2 separate regions of the Mus musculus genome follow, and region 2 is linked to region 1. Evidence: chromatin loops called from intact Hi-C (ENCODE). Cell type or tissue: heart. All regions are shown on one strand. Links, peaks and the distances in the headings refer to the core of each region. The heading gives the core; the rest is flanking DNA.

Evidence for each region. Peaks named below come from ENCODE experiments on the same cell type or tissue, not always from the same donor. Only the 100,000 strongest peaks of a DNase experiment are listed, where the experiment ranks them.
Region 2: a loop joins it to region 1, with 5 times the contacts of the local background. A loop is called at or near these places in 2 of 42 quality-filtered maps.

The regions. Positions count from the first base shown.
Region 1 is chrX:96,047,866-96,057,467 of GRCm38, forward strand. No RefSeq gene overlaps it. Among named protein-coding and RNA genes, the nearest start is that of Msn, 43 kb to the right of the region's middle. In heart, for the core only: no CTCF peak of the experiment used is centred there; a DNase peak (open chromatin) is centred at 5,136.
Region 2 is chrX:96,125,354-96,134,955 of GRCm38, forward strand. All of the region lies in intron 1 of Msn (moesin), which reads left to right. Among named protein-coding and RNA genes, the nearest start is that of Gm30427, 25 kb to the left of the region's middle. In heart, for the core only: CTCF peaks have their summits at 4,928 and 8,087 (motif pointing left); DNase peaks (open chromatin) are centred at 5,008, 5,508 and 8,118; H3K27ac peaks cover 332 bases.

The sequences.
Region 1 (9,602 bases), core at 529-8,528:
AGCCATGAATAATAAGTCAGTTTAGCAAGAGAAGGCCGATGTGGACATATTTCAGGCAAAAAGTTATTTATTGGGCATGGTAGCCAGAAGAAGTTTACAATGTCTATAGGTTGAAGAGTTAAATATAGGAAGAAGCCAGACCACATTCGGGAATAAGCAATAAGTAATCAAACAAAGACTTAGCATGTTACTGGAGCCATAAAATCCCTCAGATCCTTGGTCAGGGTAGAGGTTTCAGCAGCATTCCTCATCCTTCAGGCTTTTCTTCAAATTCTGCTGGAAAGGTGTGAGCTCCTTCCTGGGTCTCTGGTAGAACACTTACATTCCTTTTCCAAAAACTTCTGTTACAATGTTTCTTATAGTCTAGGAATATTTACATAATTTCCTAATCCTCTGTAAACCATCACCAAAGCCCCAAGCGTATCTGTTATTGTTGATATTACTCTCTCTCTCTCTCTCTCTCTCTCTCTCTCTCTCTCTCTCTCTGTGTGTGTGTGTGTGTGAGAGAGAGAGAGAGATCCAAAGACAAAATTTCAGAGTCTGTTCTCTCTCTCTCTCTCTCTCTCTCTCTCTCTCTCTCTCTCTCTCTCTCTCTCTATTATATAGGTTTGAACCTGTACCCTGTGAGCCATCATCTCTCCAAACTTTGGGGTTTTGAAACAGAGTTAACCTATGTAGCCCAGGCTTCCCTTGAATTTGTCATTTGTCATAGCCTTCTGAGTGCCAGGATTATAGACACTCTAGTCTTCATTTTTAATATTTAATTTACACTTTAATTTTCATTTTAATCTAATTGTATCACTTCTACTTTCCCCTTGCTTTACTCAACCTTTCCTATGTCTCCTCTCTCTAGTCCTTCCTATGCATCCACAACTTTCTCTCACATTAATGGCTTTCTTCTTTGATTATTTTTGTGATAAATACATTGTCAACAGTCCATGCTAACAGTAAATACCACTGGGTTCCTCCCAGGGACTTAGCAATAGCTTAAGTCATCACTTGCCTCAACCAGCAGGCGTACTGGGTGTGGGCTGCCTGTAAAAGGACTTCCTACGGTCCCAGCACTCTCTCTGTTCCCATGTGTTCCAAGCCAGTCAGTCTGTCTTTCACCTTCTGTCCTTTTCTGTTCCCCACTTCTTGCCCTCATGTCTCTGCTCCTGCCTGTCTGCTTGTCTGCTTGTCTACTCATTCACTGATCTGCCTCTACCCCTTCCCAGTTCCTCACTCCTCTCCCTTCTCCCTTTATACCAGATTTGCTGCATGGTGTAATTTCTCAGGGGGATCCTAGGCATGAGCCTGCCAGGTAACCCCTGACCATATTATATTTCATAACACTCACACTGAAGATCGGATTGGTCTGGCAGTGTGTACTCCAGGGTGACCATGAACTCATGGTAATACTGCTTCAACTTCCTGAGTGCTGTGTTTATAGACCTTCACTATGACCACACCTATTTAAGGTTTTGGATTTGAACACCAACATCACAAAACAAAACAAGTCAGAAATGGTGATAATGATGCACACCTGCAATCTCAGTACTGAGAAGGCGGAGGCAGGAAGGCTGCTCTAAGTTTGGAACCAGTCTGGGACACATAGTAAGTACATGGATAGTCAGAGCTGTAGAGGGATCTTAATCAAATTCTTAGCATACACCTTTAATCTCTCTGGATGAAATACAGACATGCCCTTACTATATACCTTTAATTCCAAACAATAAAGGAAAAGTTAGTTATTTTAAATATGTGAATATACTGTAGCTGTCTTCAGACACACCAGAAGAGGGCAAACAATCCCATTATAGATGGTTGTGAGCCACCATGTGGTTGCTGGGAAATGAACTCAGGACCTCTGGAAAAGTAGTCAGTGCTCTTACCCGCTGAGCCATCTCTCCAGCCCAAGAGCACAATAGTTTTGAAAGTGATATCTAATTGAGAGGCAAAGTGAAGATTTGGCAGAATAGGATATGTCCAACTCTCATGAGAACAGAGAGGAAGGACAGTCAACCCAAGAGCTAGCAGTGCAGAGGGAGAGAGGAAGGAAGAAGTTTTACCGGGAGAGATTTACAGAGACAGGTTGAAGAGAACAAGCTAGACACAGGTGATGACAGAGCAAGCCGGAGAATGAGAAGGAGACACAAGATCAGAACAGATTGCTAAAGTTAGTTTGAGGCTAGGCATAACAATTTAGTCAGAGGCTGAGAGAGAGAAGGTAGATTGAAGCAGTCAGTTTGGGAAGGAGTTTGAGTCAGAACAGCTGAGTTGAACCAGTCAGCAGAGTTCAGAAAGAACAAGAAAGGGTGAGCTTATTCAGTAGTAAGCCTTGGAGACTGAAAACATTCTAGGTCTAGATAAGATTGGGGGAAGGGGCTAGAGTTAACCGACAGAGGCAATAAGCCTGGGAGACAACAATTACATCAGGTGAACAGAAGTTACTGTAACACAGAGCTATACAGCAACATCATATATCAAAAAGGAAGCCAAAATACTTCAAAGACTTGTATGTGTTAGGCAATTGAACTATACTCCACTAGCTGTATACTTTCTTTTATATCTTTTTGTCTATGCATCTGTAGTATACATTAAGTGGATGTGAGTGCCTGATGCATTATGCATCATTATGCAAAAATGAGGGTTACTTGGGTTCATGTCCATGTTTACCTTGAGTATTTCATCTGGGGACTGGAACTACCAGCACCTCTGGAGCACTGGATCTTTGTGGTTCACATTAGGACTTCATTCACAAACGGGCCTCAAACCCATAATACTCTAGCCATCACCTCCACTGCTGATATTACAAGAGTCACAGCATTCTTACTGTGTCTGTTGGCTTGATGCTAGGGTTAAGGATGGGCAATGATTCCTTTTCTTCTCTCTTTGTTTTTTCCTACTACTCCTTGCTCTCCCATCTCTCTGAGTCTATCCCACCCCTTTCTCTTCCCTCTGAAGTTTTCCTTTTTTTTTTCTTTTGTAATTTTTTAAGATAGAATTTTTTTTGCAGCCCATGCTGATTATGAACTTGCTAGGTGGTAGAGGAAGATGACTTAGAACATCTAATCCTCCTACATTTATTTCTCTGATTGCTGGAATCATAGGTAGCACCACTTATGTGGAAGTGGAACTAAATCAAGGGCATTGCGCATATTGGGAAAGCACTGTACCAACTAAACTAGATCTCCAGCTTATTTTAAAATTTTAAATGTGTGTGTGTGTGTTTGTGGTGTAGGTGGCAATTCATGTATGTGGAGGTTAGAAAGTGACTCTCAGGAGTAAGTTCTCTCCTGTAAGCATACATTTTTTTTGCAATCTACTTTTAATAATTGTTCAACCTCTCCTCTAGCCCACCACCCAGCAGAGTAGTGGAAGAGAAAAGTTATTAGGATATGAGGGAAGTGGACCTGTTCAGCAATAGTTCTTTGCAAGTGAACTTGATCTTCTTGGGCATCAGTTCAGTCCCAAAGCAAACAACAAATACATTCAGTAGCTGCAGATTGGTCCTCTAGGCAGGCGGACATCAAGCATCAATCCGTAGCTACAGTCCAGTCCTTTCAGCAAGCAGACACCAGGCAGCTGTGGTTCAATCCTGAAGAAACTGCCAGGCTCACCAACTGGCCTGAGGTGCTGCAGAAACCTCAAGAGCAGTTCTTGGGTAAGCTTCTCTCAATGGCAGTGTTACCACAAATTGAGCTCAACAATGCTATGTAAGAGGAACCAATACATGCAAGTATTGGTTAGAGAATAGGGAGACAGAGCAAACCAAACCAATTCTCAATGCTCATCTCCCACTGTCTGTGGGGTCATATTTATACTCCTTCATCATGGGTCCTTTCACGTGTTTGCTATATGCAAACATCCTTTCACCTGTGTCTCCAGCTTTAGGAAAACAGTCTCTCACATGTTTGCTTTAAGCAAGATGTCCTTTCACCTGTGCTCCCCAGTAAAACATCATTTGACATCACTAACTTTTCAAAGAAACTAGAAGTTTCCACTTCACTCTCCTGTCACTTTGTGAGAGCAAATGACTGAAGGACAGTCATCAGTCAGCCTTGACACGAAGTACCTGGACCTGCTAAGCCATCTCATCAGCCCTGTAGTTTTGTTTTGGAGACAAAGTCTAACTTCTAGCTAAGGTTATCCTGGAGTTCACTATGTAGCCCAGAGTGGCCTCCTCAAGCTCTTAACAGACTACCTGCTTCAGACTTCCAAATACTGGGATTCTAGGAATGCCCTACCATACCCACGTCTTACTTTGTCTTCTTCATGTTGGTATTGTGGACACCATACATTGTGTTTTTCTCCCAACCACTCTGCCTTTTTTTGTCTCTTTCAAATTCCTTTGTCATTTATTTCTTGATTTCTGTGCTCATGAGTGTTTCATCCTCTCCTTTCTCTTCACTAAGTGTACTGGGACCATGAGAAGTAAAAAATTTGGGATAATGGAGATAGCTCATTCAGTAAAGTGCTTGCTATGTATGCATAATGGCCTGAGTTTGATTCCAGCACCCACCTAGGGAATAAAAAACCTGGTGTGGTGCTATCTGTCTGTGTATTCCCAGTGCCAGAGTGGGCAGATACAGAAAGATTCCCGGAGCTGACAGGCACTGAACTAATTTTGTTAACTGAGAGATTGTTTCTGAAAAATAAGGTAGGGGACAGCTGAAAAATAATACCTGAGCTTGAACTCTGGCCTCCAAGTGCAATCATAACCCCCTTCTACATGCACACACATAGAAAGAAAAAAAAAAGACAGAGGAACTAAACATGGGCTTGGTGACCTGCAATTCCAGTCACTAAAGGTGGAGATGGGATATTCAAGGCCATTCCCAGCCCCATAATGAATCTGAGTCTACCCTGAGCTGCAAAAGACCAAGTCTCAAAACAAAGCAAATATTTTAATTTAATTTTCTTGTACTTTTTTTTAAGGTAAGCTGTTCTCTCTGCAGAGAAGCTAAGGATGAGACTTGGAGCTAAATTTGGATGTTTCAGGCTTGGGTGTGGCTCTCTAGAAGACAATTAAAGAAAATCGAGGGAAAACTGGTTTGCTCAGTCATGGGATGGGAGCCTGGGTGGGAACTTGGCAGAGTGTGAGTTCCAACATTCAGTCTGTGTCCTGGCCCAGAACACTCTGACTGAGGCCTTGAGGCTATTTTTGGAAGCTTTCAAAATATCCCAGAAGGTGGGTCTGCCCCACCCCCATTCAGCTTGGGATGCCAGAATATTCATTGAACTGAGTAACTGAGGTCTGTCCCTGTACTTTTTCCTAAGCTCCCAGTGGCCACTAGAAAAACAATTCTTAAACTATCTCAGATGTGGGCACAACAGAGGAGAGGAGAGGAGAGGAGAGGAGAGGGGAGGGGAGGGGAGGGGAGGGGAGGGGAGGAACAGCAGTTGTTGACCCAGAGAATCAGAAGTGGGTGAATATAGTGAGTGCCCCGATTCCAAGAACCTGAAGTATTCTGGCAAGAATTGTGGAGGTCAGTGGAGGTCAGTGGAGGTCAGATAGTCTTACTCCCTCAATATTTATTTATTTATTTACCCATTTTCAATTTCATTAGTTTTAGGTATGCATGTGTGAACAGGAACATGTGCAGATCAGAGGGCAGCTTATGGAAGTCACTTCTTGTCTTCTAACGTGTGGGTCCAAGGAACTGAACTCAGGAAATCAGGCTTAGCAGCAGTTACTCCTTCCCACTGAGCTATCTCAGTAGCCTCATGTTTATTTGTGTGTGTGTTGGGGGCAGTATGGGAGGAAGGATGGCAGGAATGGTGGCGTATACTTTTAATTCCAGCACTTGGGAAGCAGAGGCAGGTGGATCTCTGAGACTTTGAGGCCAGCCTGGTCTATATAGAGCAGGTTCCAGGTCAGCCAGGACTGTTATACAGAGAAACCCCCCCCCTTGAAAAAATTAATACAAAACAAAAATTCTAACAAACATGCTCCCATTTTGGTTTTTGAGGTAGGCTTTCAAGTAGTCCTGTATGCTATGGTATCCAAAGATAACCTTGATTCCCTGGTCTTTCTGCCTAAGGCTCCCAAATTCTAGGATTACAGGTGTGGACTACTGTACTCAGAAGCCTGGAGGTAGAACTGTTTTTATCTTTCTTTCAAGGACAATAAACTCATTGAGGTAACTTATGTTTGTAATTCCATTGTACTTAGGAGGGTGAGTCAAGAAGTCTGTGAATTCCAGGCTAGCCTGGACTACAGAGTGAGACTAGACTTGGTAATTGGATATTAAGCTCATGCTCTTGGCAGTGAATTTGATTGCTGAGGGAACAGATCTCAACTCTTTCAATTCTGTCCTAGTTTGATATCTCTGGTATGGAGAACTAGATTATTTTAACACCTTGGTTTTTATTTGAATGTTTGTTTTTTCTGCCTTGGGTCTCTAATTGAGAAATTTAGTTTCAATCTTAATCAGGAAGCTCTATCAAAATGAATGTGGTGCTGGGGCCGTGAGAGGCAACTGTTAGTCTTAATGTGTTTCTAGCTCTCTTGCACCTATTGTGTAAAGCCATCCTAAATCTAGGCAGACACTTAGATCTGCTTGTGATTTAGTCCCCACATACCCTTTCTAATAGTGCTTACTTGCTTTTGATCCTTGAAACCTTACAGGCTCTGATGTATTTTTGACATTCCCTAGCTCCCTTTCTCTCCTCCAGCTTCCTCCTTCTCAGGAAAGAGGCAGGAAGCAGGGCTATTGCCACAGTCTGAGGGTTGCTTGGCCTAAACTGCAGCTTTCAGCTTAGTAGAGCTACATAGCAAGACTCTGTCTACAAAAACATTTAAAATTTTAAAAAAAGAAAAGGAAAATGCTCTGGGGTAGAGGATATAGCTCAGTTAATAGATTGAGTAGCATGCACAAACTCTGACTTTATTCTCCATCACTACAAAAATTGGGTGTGTGTTTGTAACTTCAGCACTTTGGAGGTGAAGGTGGGAAGATGAATAAGAATGGAAGACCATCCTTGGCTATACAGCAAGTTCAAAGCCATTTTGGGACACAGGAGACCTATCTGAAAAGGAAAAGAAATCTTCAAGCCTTCCAGGGGCTTCCATCCAAAGATAACCAACTTCACTTTTCTGACCTAATCCTTACTACCCCTCGTTAGTGATCTTTCTATAAAAGATGTTCTTGTTCTTATATAGCACACAATCTCCTATATGTTGAACAAGGTTTGCCCTTGTTCAATCCTTTATCTGAATACTTCTCCAGTTCTTTCATGTGCTACTCGATTGTTGCCTTCTCAACAAGGTGGTTTTTGCTTTCCCTTACCTGAGCTTGTGACTGCTGCTACATCATTTAACTCAATCCTTGCTTTAGCATTAGTTTTGATCACCAGCTAATATATCACATAGTATTATTTTTATTTGGTGTCTGTCTTCTCTATGAGACTATAAGTTCCATGAGACTAATTATCTTTCATTATGGCTATTGCCCTAGTTCATGTTTGAGCACCTGCTACATCATGAGTTTTTATAGTTTTTTTAAATTTTTCTTAATTTTAATTATTTTTTTTATTTGCATGAGTATGTGTATGCATGTGTTTTCAGAGGACAGAGGCATCTGATCTTCCTGGATATGGAAATTACAGGCTGTTATAAGCTGCCTGACATGTATGCTAGGAATTGATCTCAGGTATTCTGCAATCACAGCATGAATCCTTAAACACTAACCTATCTCTTCAACTTATTTATTTTTTTGGATTTTATTTACTTATTTATTTTTGGGTTTTTTTGAGACAGTTTCCTTTTCTAAAGATTTATTTATTTATTTATTCATTTATTTTTCAGGGAAGAAATTACAGTTCATTTTCAAATGATCTTTGCTTTCTTTCTTCCAATAATTTATGTTCTTATTCACTTTAAATCCCAATTGCAGCCCCTCTCTCAGTCCTGCCCTTACAAATCCCTCCCCTGAATACCCTGTCCTCTTCTCCTTGGATAAATAGGAGTCCCCCCTTGGGTACTACTCCACCCTCGGCATCTAGCCCCAGCAGTACTAGGCACATCCTCTTCCACTGAGGCTCAACCAGGCAGTCCAGGTAGGGGAAGGGGAATTTAACAGCAGGCAGCAGTTAGAGATGTCCATGCTGTCTGTTCAATTTTTAGGGGACCCACAGGAAGATCAAGTTGCACATCTACTACAAATGTGTAATGCTCTTTGGTTGATGGATCAGTCTCTGTGAGCTCCCAGAGGTCCAGGTTAGTTGACTCTGTTGGCCTTCTTGTGGTGTCCTTGACCCTACTGGCTCCCTCAATTCTATCTCCCATTCTTCCTCAAAACTCCTGAGCTCTGCCTGATGTTTGGCTGTGTGTCTTTGCATCTGTTTCCATTAGCTACTGGATGAAGCCTCTCAGAGGAAAGTATGCTAGGCTCCTGTCTACAAGTATAACATAGTATCATTAATAGTGTCAGGGACTGGCTCTCTCCCATGGGGTGGGTCTCAAGTTGGACCAGTCATTGGTTGGCTATTCACTCAATCTCTGCTCCATCCTAATCCCTGTGAATCTTGTAGGCCAGACACATTTTGGTTGAAGGTTTTGTGGATGGGTTGATGCCTCCCCCTTCACTGGAAGTCCTCTGTGTCTACAGGAGATGGCCACTTTAGTCTCTAGATCCCCTGCTGATAGGAATCGCAGCTAGGGTCATTCCCATACACTCCCCATATCCTCCCCTGCTCCAGGCCTCCAGCTAGTTCCAGAGATATCCCCTACCAATTTCTATTCTCACTCTCAGCACTCTCCCACGCCCACACAACTTTTCACCATCCCCATTCCTCTCTTCACCTTCTTTCTAACCCTGTTCCCTTTCTTCATCCACCTCAGATGGCTATTTTGTTCCCCCTTCTGAGTGATATTTATGCATCCTTCCTTGGGTCCTCCTTATTACCCATTTTCTTTGGGTCTGTGGATTGTAGCATGGTTATCCTGCACTTTACGGATAATATCCACATGTAAGTAAGTATATATCATATATGTCTTTATGAGTCTGGGTTATTTCACTCAGAATGATATTCTCAAGTTTCATCCATTTGCCTGCAATTTTTTTCTTTTCTTCTTTTTAAAAAGATTTATTGTATGTATGTATGTATGTATGTATGTATGTATGTATGTATGTGAGTATACTGTAGCTGTACAGATGGTTGTGAGCCTTCATGTGGTTGTTGGAATTGAATTTTAGGACCTCTGCTTGCTCTGGTTGGCCCTGCTCACTCAGGTTGGCCCCCGCTCACTTTGGTCAACTCTGCTCTCTCAGTCCTTGCTCACTCAGGCTCAAAGACTTATTTATTATTATAGGTAAGTACACTGTATCTGACTTCAGAAGAACCAGAAGAGGGTGTCAGATCTCATTAAGGGTGACTGTGACCTAACATGTAGTTGCTGGGATTTGAACTCAGGACCTATGGAAGAACAGTCAGTGCTCTTAACCACTGAGCCATCTTTCCAGCCCTGCTTGCATTTCATGATTAATAGCTGAATAGGATTTCATTGTGTAGGTGTACCCCATTATTCTTATCCATCTTTTTAAGTTGTGGGACATCTGTATTCTTATCCATTTTTCTTTTAGTTGTGGGACATCTGTATTGATTTGTTTCTGAAT
Region 2 (9,602 bases), core at 975-8,974, 78 kb after region 1:
CCTCCTTGTGTTGTTGTTGACAGAAAGAATCCTGAATCCTTTTGGAGGAAGACAGACTGTGGAGTTGTGAGGTTATACCCTGGTGTGTCTGTAGTAGTAGGCCTACATGTCAAGGGAGGCATTCTCACTTCTTTATAGTCCTTTTACTCATTGCTCTGTTACCCGTTGTATGGCTCTTTGGGTACATGCCTGTTTGAGCAGTTATACCATACTTTATTTTGGGAATTTTGTTGTAGAGTGAGTATGGTTCCAAGGCCATGTCACTCAGTCCCCTGTAAATGTGAGAATTGTAGCAGGAGTTGATTTAGGAATGCCTTCTCTTCTCCTGGCTGCTTTATCTGCCTTTTCCAGACAGACCTAGAATTATAGGTGCTCACTTAGTTTTATGCTATTAATTCTAGGAGACAAAACCACTGGAATTTCTGCCAATGGTTACCTCCAGGGCACAAATGAATGAGCAGTTCTCATCCAGGCTTCTTAGTCTTGTCCTTACTCTTTTTCCAAGTCTTCTACCTCTACCCCAGGGACAGAGTAGTTGCAAGGAATATGTAAAGATCCTTCTGCTCTTCAGGACTGACATGTGATTTGTGAGTAGTGAGTGAGTGAGGTTGATGTAAATGATTTTCTAGTGACAATGGCGATCACTTCTTCAAGATCAGGGTTTGGGATCTGGTCAGCATTAAGGTGATTTGAGGGAAGGGAAAGTTGTAGCCATAGATAAATGAAGTAGACCCATTTGTAGACTAACCCTCAACAATTACTTACAGCTGTAAGTCCTTGGGTGTAGTACATTAACCTTTGACACACACTGTTTTCCAGTTGCAGATTAGTAGGGATCTTCATTGAAATTTATGCGAAAAGTACATGAGTATGAGAGTATACATGACTACATGCTTAATAATGTCATCTTTCCCTAAATATCATATTTTACCCTCTAAATATTTAAGATAAAACTGTTTTTTTTACTATTTTATTTATTTGTGTGTAAGAGAGAGGAAGAGAGAGAGAGAGAGAGAGAGAGAGAGAGAGAGAGACAGACAGACAGACAGACAGACAGCGACAGACAGACTGATTCACATGCTCATGATTTGGACCTGGAGTTATAGATGTTTGTGAGTCATCTGATGTGTACTGGGAACTGAACTCAGGTCTTTCTCTGGCAGTGAGTACTCTTAACCCCTGAGCCACCTCTCCAGCCCCTCTGCCTGGAAGTTGTAGGTGTGTCCCCCTGGAGAGCAGTAGTTCTGCTTGATTTTCTCTTAATAGATGAGGAAACTGACATTTGAGCTAGTGATGACCATGACTGATCTGTTTTGTAGGAGACACACCTCTCTTTAGGTCCTCCACTACTACTTTTTGGGTAGATGGGTGGACAGATTGAGAATCTGTGGGTATTTATTGTTTTGTGAAGAGGAACCTCATGTATAAACTTAAAGTCTCAGGTTGAAGGAGTTGGGGGAAAGAAGTATGTGAGATCCAGGCTAGAATGGGTGGTTATGGTATGAGGGAGATAGAGAATGTGCATAAGAGACGATGATTAGAGGAACCCTTACACAAGAGGCCAAAAATAGTTTGTGAAATCAGTGAATCCTTGCTCTTCTGAAGAAGGTCAGGCAGCCTTGGCTGGGGCCCACACCCAGGTCCTTTCTGTGTCGGTAGATTTCATTTCCTTTTTTCTCTGTGTGGTTGGGGGTGAATTGGGTGAGGGTTGAGCATTTTGTCATGATTGCCCCTCTCGATCTATCCATAAGAAAATAGATTCTCTGTAAGAGGTATATTGTAGTAGCTCCTTAACTTTGATGACTTAGTTCCTGTGAGATCTGTAGGTGTTAGGCTACACTGGTATCTTAGTAAAGCAGTAGAGCTTCCTCTCTGTCTTGTACATTCATCCAATTTGTCAGGTTTTTCTTTACTATTTCCTTTTCTGCCTGTGACACACCTCGCTCCTACATCTGATAAATTGGCATAGAAAACCAACATGGTGAGAAGGTCTAATTTATTCTCTTCTGATAAATTCTGCCAAGGTCTGGGAGACGGGATCGGAGGCCTTAACATTTAACTTGATGCCCTTTGTAAGGTTTTCATTTATTATATGTATCTTTGTGACATTTGGAAGACATGAATTGTTTTTCTTTGTCCTGGCTCCTCGTTTTGGTTTCTGCATAACATTTTAAGTACCCCACCCCCTTCATTTATTTTGTGTGATAGCTTTATCTTTCATCCTTCAGAACTCCTTAGCTTTTTAGAAATGTGCTTAGATGGGTCAGGGAGATAAAGGCGCTGGTTGCCAAGCCTCATGACTTGATTTTGATCCCCAGAACCCACATGGTAGAAGGAGAAAACTGACTCTCAAAGGTTGCCCTTGCATGGTTTGGCAGATTCCTGCACTTGGGTGCGCGCGCACACACACACACACACACACACACACACACACACACACACACACAGAGAAAGAGAGACAGAAAGAGAGAGACAGAGAGAGAAAGAGAGAAAGAGACAGAGCGAGAGTGACAGAGAGAGAGAGACTTATGTACACATTGTAAAAAGTTATCTGTCTAGATAGTTTCCTTATCTAGAAATCTCCCTTGTATTTTCATCTTGCTCTCCATTGTTTGGATTCTTTTTGTTTTCTCCATTGCTTTTGATTATTTTTACCTCTGCCCTTACTACGTAGAAGGACAGTTTCCCCATTCACTAATCTACATATTATCTCCATCCAACAAAAATTTCTTTCAGTAAGGTGTGGTGAAAAGTACCTTGTACTTTCTGAACTTGAGCGTTCTGCACCCTCTATCATGCATGTGCATGCACATGCACATGTACATGCACATGTTCACACACACACACACACACACACACACACACACTATTATGTGTGGTTCCTTTTTAAAATGTTCATAGTAGATTGAGAGGTAGCCTTAGTTGATTATCCAAGTCTGTTAGAGTTATAGATAGATGTATAGAGTTGTATTTGATTGTATGCCATGTCTCTTTATGGCCTCCAGGGACAGACCTGACTAGGGCAGCCAGGAAATGAAGAAAAGACAAATACGCAGAGATACAGAAATAGTTGGGGTCTGTTGGTTTGGGATCTCTGCTGGAGAAATGACAGCACTCTGGAAGCTCAGTGTATGTATTATATAGATTTGAATAGAAAGGTGGTATTACTGCATCCAGCTGAAGATGGTTGAGGCAGGGTTGTTACATACACATGAACAGGGAGTCAGGGTTTATGGCATACAACTGGATCAAGGCTTCTGGTTTAGCTAGTCTCAGCGGGAGCGGCCTCTGTAGGGGAGTGATCTTCAGGCCATGAATGTGGGGTTGGCGGTGCTATGGTGGATGTTTGTTCAAACTGTCAACACTTGCACTCAGTTCCCCAGAGAGCAGGTTTTGTACTTTTGCTCTGAGCCTCATCCTGCAGGGAAGGCTTTATCATTCCTGCACGAGTCTGAGTTGGTGCCCATGTCAACAGCACACTCAAGACTTCACTCAGTCAGGGCTTCTTCTGCTTCCTAAAAATTACACGATGATATTTGTTGCTTAGGCCATTTGAGAAACTGTTGGTTATTTCTGGAGAGTCTGGTGGACCTGTTTTCTGTTTGGCTCTGAAAACACTAGATGAAAGTTAAGATGATGGAGAAGAATGTTCTTGTTCTACACGGAGAACTAAATATATCAATATATTTATATTGTAAATTTAGCTGAGTGTGTTTTGTGCATTCACTTTAGTGCTTCAGTGTGAAGATATTGATATGTGGTGGGTGGGGTGCTAAAAATGTTGATATTGTTGCGTAGGCTGAAAAGTTTTCACTGGCTTCAGTGAATTGGTGGATGAGCTTGTAAGTTTAGAGGGCATAACAACAACACAATTTTAGAAAGGTTATCTCAAGCTATGGATTGACCAAAACTAGTAAGTTGGATGTTCTGTATTGTCTAACAAGCTTCCACCCACCCTTTATGTTTGACCTAAGTCCTTTTCCAAAAGTAATCCTGGCTTTCCAAGGTAGTATGACACTCTGCTGGAGGATTTTTGAGACTCTTCCTTTTCTCCAGGCCTATGTGATTAACTTTATGCAGCCAAGAGTTGAGCTGAGCTGCAAGATGAGGTGTGGGTACGAGCAGGTTGTCTGAGAGTTAGGAACAACCTGTTTAGGCACGGGAAGCTGGAATTCCTCTTAGAAGCCCAGTGAGGCTCCTGTTGCACTGAAGAATGGTGCGTTCAGTCAGGCATCACTGAAGGTTGACATCTGACTTCTGACTTCTGACCTTGGATCAGCTGGGAGGACCTCCCTAAACATGGAATGTTCAGCCACATTCTTCACTATATTTATAGGCTAGGAAGGGAAAACAGAGGGGAGCCAGGGAACGAGCTGATTAGCGAGAAGTGAAGACATTAGCAGTGAGTAGGGCTGTGGCACTCCTTCACAACTCTAAATTTGTTTGGTTGCTGCTCTTACAGATTGGAAGTCATTTTCTTTTCCTAAGTTGGGTAATGCCACTCTAGGCCCATTAACTCACTGCTGTCATAGCAGAAATGCCAGTGTTGGTATTTAGGATTACTGTATGAGACTTGTGTGACACTTTTGAAAACACAATTTTCCTGTGTTTTTGTATCTTCTGGTTCACTGATCAAGGAAGGACACTGGCATTGTCCTTCCACTGGCATTGTCTTACAATCTTGAAATGTAAAAGAAGTTGGCCTTTTACCCCATAAAATAAATTTATTTATTTATTTATTTATTTATTTATTCTGGAAGCAATGTGATCTGTCATCCTCTGTCTTTAGGTATGTATCCTTCACTGTATCAGGTGATCTCAAGATTATCTAGTCACTCTTCCTGTCCGTCCCTCTGTGAAACTCGGAGATTTACTTCAGATTATTTAGCCTGTTGAGGCAGAGAACTCTGGCTCCCTCTCCAGTCAATCAGATCCTCCTCCACCGAGGGGAAGTGTGGTAATGACATTATCTTTCCCTAGGCAGCCACGTGTTCTCTGAGAACAGGATGTGGGGAGGGCTGGGGCCCAGTCACAGGGTGTAGGGGATGGCCCTGGAAAGTGGGCTGGCATGTAGCCACGAAGGTTGATGTGGGCTTCCTTGGCTTTGAGATACTTTGAGATTCATTAAAAGCCCCTATACTCATTCACAAATGTTCACTCATGTGTATACCTTACTCCTACCTATGACATGGCTGCATTCTTAACCCAAGAAAAATATACTGGTGAAACACCTGTGTATATGAGGTCCTGATGTTTGGCCTGCAGTTCAGTGGATCGGCCAGGTCTGCTAACTGTACTAGCCCATTCCTAATTGTTCCTGTCAGGCTAGCAAGGTGAGGTTGAATAGCTTAGCCCTAGTAGACATTGGGGATGCCTCCCTGCTCTTTCTCATGGCCCTAGTTCATTTCCGACCCTCAGATGGCTCCTTAGTACATTGGGGGTGATTTGCATGTTTAGTTTCTTTTTAGGCCTCATCTTCCCCCTGCCCCCACAGCTTCTGCTTGGTATGTCTGGAGATGTACTGCTGAGGGTGGGGAAAAGAGGATGTAGCTAGCTTCCTGTTCAAAGGAGGGTGGGGCTGCCGCCTTCCTGCTTGTCTGCCCGCCCCCCTCCCCCAGCTGTCAGTCACCCGGCACTTAACTGCCTAAAGGGTTCAGCTCGGAATGACCCGAGGCTGAAGGAATATGCAGGCATATTAAAAAGGGGATTTACTCACTTTAGCTCCTCTTTTCAATGAGGATAGATGGACCCTCTGAAAACACCTTCGGAAGCCAGCTAGTTTGACCCCCGTATTTCAGGCCGAGAGACAAAGGGTCCAGAGAATACTATAAGGAATTTATGGCAGAGCTAAGATGAGTAGAATTCTAGGAGACCAGACTGGAACTCTCCATTTCCCCATGTTATTCTAGAGGGTTTCAAACTGGCCAAGCTGTCTGGTGAGCTATAGCACCCTATGTGAGAGCTTATGGCTAGAGGCCACTAGATTACTTGGATAAAGTTAAATGATAACTGTCAAAATAACTTGTAACTAAAAGAAATTGCGAAGAGCAAATAATAGTCAGTGTACTGGTAGCTTTGAAAACCCATACTGTAGTTTTACCTCTGAATTTGCATTAGATGCTTTTTTGTCCTCCTGAGAAATGTATGTAGCCCAAACTAGTCTTGAACAGTCTGCTGTAGTATGGTGCTGGGATATTACAATTGTCTCCATAAAGCCTAACTAAGCAAATTGCTTTTCCCTCAGTGACCCTCCCATTTCTTCTTTCATGAAGAGTTGCATCTCTGCTTTACTTTTGATGTTTGTTCTTTGTCCCTTAGTTCTCAGAGAATCCAAGAAGGGGAGGTTGGTGTTTAAGGTCTGCTCATTGCCAGAAAATTCCCCTGAGAATGAGTAAGTGTGGAATGCTTATGAGGCAGAGAACTCAGGAAGACTCTTGACAGAGGCCTTAAATTAGAGCATTTTGATCAATATGTTTTGGCTGCTGAGTTATCTGTACCTCCCACTGTCTGGTTCTTAACTAGATGGAAAGATGGTTGAATACTCTGGACAATAGCTCAAAGGTTTGGCACAATTTTCTGTTTAGGCTTTCAAAATCTCCTCCTCCTGCCTGTAGCACCTGTTCTGTCACATCTTATCTTCAAGGTCCCTGAATGAAGATTTCCGAGCCAGAAAACATCTTGGACATCTAGGTTACTGATCCTGTGCTCTGATGTCACCAGCATCTGTGCCAGAGTATGTTTCTTTAAGCTCAGGTAGTGAGTATCTCAGGGTATTTGTTGAAATACAGATTCCCAAGCCTCTTCTCTGGAGAATATATTATAGTAATCTTGCGTTGGCAACTAGGAATCTGGGTTGTTGACTAATGTCAGAAATGGTGTTTGCAATCAGTTAAGGGCACCATCTCATCAGTACCAAACAACATGTTTGCTACACTGGCATTGCTATGCTCACTTTATTAAGGGCTTTTGGCTCATTGTTGGTAGAGCTAGATCTTGTATTGATGTTTTTAGGATATTATTCCATGCTCTCCCTGCTATTGAGATACTACTTTAGTTTATGGGTATAGGTAGTGGTGCTTCTTGGTAGGGAAGAATAGGCATTATTGTCATCATACTTTATAAACAAGGATACTAGAAAATAGAGGGATGTAGTGGCTATAGAAAGACTATGGCATCCTTGATCTCTGTGGTGGATGTGGGTTATATGTTTAATCTTGGAGAGCTTTTCCTAAACCACTTGCTCAATGTCTTCTAGTTAACCTGTGCTTTCTGTGTTTCCCTCAATCAGATAGTTTCCAAGCCATTTTATCATCATGAGGTTTACAAACTCGGAAGGGCCTTGAAAAGTAGTTCTTACTTTCTGATGGCCAGTCCCCTTCTGACCCAAGAAGCCAGAATCTGTGTGGATCGGCAAGGGACTCTTCTAAAAATTTACCTCAGGTGATAGATTGTATTGAGTCATTTTGAGGCCTATTGTATGATCTTTGTGATACCAGCTGTGAGAATTTGGGAGTCTTGGTAAGTTTTACTGAGTGGTAAGGGTTAGTAATAAAAGACTGCAGGAAAAAATAGTCAGGCAGAGTTCAGAACAAGGAAGGAAGACATGACAGCCTTTGAAGAGAATAAAACACTGTAACTGCTCTGCTGTGTTCACTCATCCTTTATGATTCTGTTTTTTTTTTTTTTTTGAGGAAAATTTCTCATCTCTCCTAAGAGAGAGAACATTTAAAAATGCTGTGCCAGGCTTTGTGGTGCATGTATGTAATTCCAGCATCAGGGGTGTGAAGGGCAGGAAAATTAGGAGTTAAAGATCATCTTTAACTACTATTAAACAACTACTTTCATACCGAAGTAGATAGAAGTCAACCTTAGCCTAGCCCTGGGGTTGAAAGCAGTTCTTTTTGATGAGGCCTGTAAGCCTTCTCCTGGCCCCTGAATAGTTTACTGATCCTGGCTTTAGCAGTTTTAACACCCAGACCTCAGCTGGTGCCTGGATCAACTGCATTGTTCTTCAGAGACAGACATGACATCGAAGGTTGATGTGTTGTGCTCCTAAGCAGGGGGAATAGAGCCCTCTTCTGGTGCCCTGGGCAGAGCCTGCGTCTTCAGGCTGCCAAAAATGCTCTGTCTCCAGTCTACAAATAACTTCCTGTGGAACTTGCTGGCAGGAGCCTGGGTCAAGCAGGAAGCTGACTGGAGAGAGTGAAGCCCAGCTGGGTGTGGCTCCAAATAACAGTTTCTCACATTTGGATGCTTATTTTATTAATGATGGGCTTACTTCCTTTTCATTTCAGCACCTTCAAAGTTTTATGGGAATTGTTATTCTTGGCTACCTAGGTATGGACCCATTCCTTTTATTCTTTATGTCTTTGCTTCCATGTTGTTATGAAATATTGTGTCTCCCTAGAATGGGTGGTAGTGGTTATCTCAGCATGAAAGTTAGATCTATGCCCTGTTGAAAACTAGACTTCCAAATAGTGTCACTTTTGTGTTTTTAATTGAAACCTACTGGTACAGCCAGCCTCCTTCACATAGTATCTCCAGATTCAAAGTAGCATGTATAAAGGGTCTACTAACTACTTCTACTATCTAGGGTGGCATGAGGGCATAGTAAATGTGCTATGGAATCAAGAGCTAGTTTTTAAAAACTAGATATTATTTGTGGTGTTGGAGCACTGAGCCACTCTCATAGCCCAAGCGCCCAGGTTTTAATCCCTGTTCTCAAACTTCCTAGTAGCTGTGTGACCCTGGGACAGTGCCTCTCTTTCTCATCCCTCAGTTTTCCTATCTGTGAACTGGTGAATTTGAGTCAAATGCTCACTGAGGTCCTTTCAGGTTTAAGGGTTTGGGAATTCACACTGCTTATCGTTTCTGGATAACCATATTAAGGACATCGTGGGGCAACCTATGTGCCTGAAGGAAGATCCGACCTGGGGTTGGGCATTGTTTGTTTCTAGGGTATGTTTTGACTGATAAGCTGCTTTTGACAGTGAGACCATAATTAATTCAACACACACACACACACAAACACGAGTAGTTTCTTGCTGATAAGGTGGCTGTATCCTCATTGCTGAGAAGGTTCAGTACCTCAAACATGGTAACTGAAAGAGTAGCACTCAAGTCTCTAGTGTACTCTGTCAGTTGAAATGCTTCTTGGAATTTTTAGAGGGCAGGGCTGAGCCAAAACAAATGAAAGAGACTCTTGTCTCCTGTGTCTTTTCGAGCAGCTGGAGTGGCTGGAGAACTAATGTTGAGTCATGAAGGTATGGGTGTGGGTCAGGATTGCTGCGGTTTTCTTCTGTAGAAAGTACAGAGAACAGACACAGACATAGGAAAAGTGAAGCCCAGGCAGGTCTGGAAAGGTCTGGAAATAGAGGTCAAAAGGGAGGGAAGGGGATAATCATGCCAGGTGCTGTTTCCAAATCATTAAGGACAAAGACGAATGAGTTGTGGGAAAGTTGATGTGTGTGTATATATGTTGGGGGCAAGAGGCCGGGTGAAGGGGTTCTCCACCTCCGGGGATAGAAGATCAAGGCAGTGCTTGCTTTCTTCTTAGGGAAAAGAAGTGCTTGAGGCTTCTCTGTTCCCCTAAGAATCAAGAT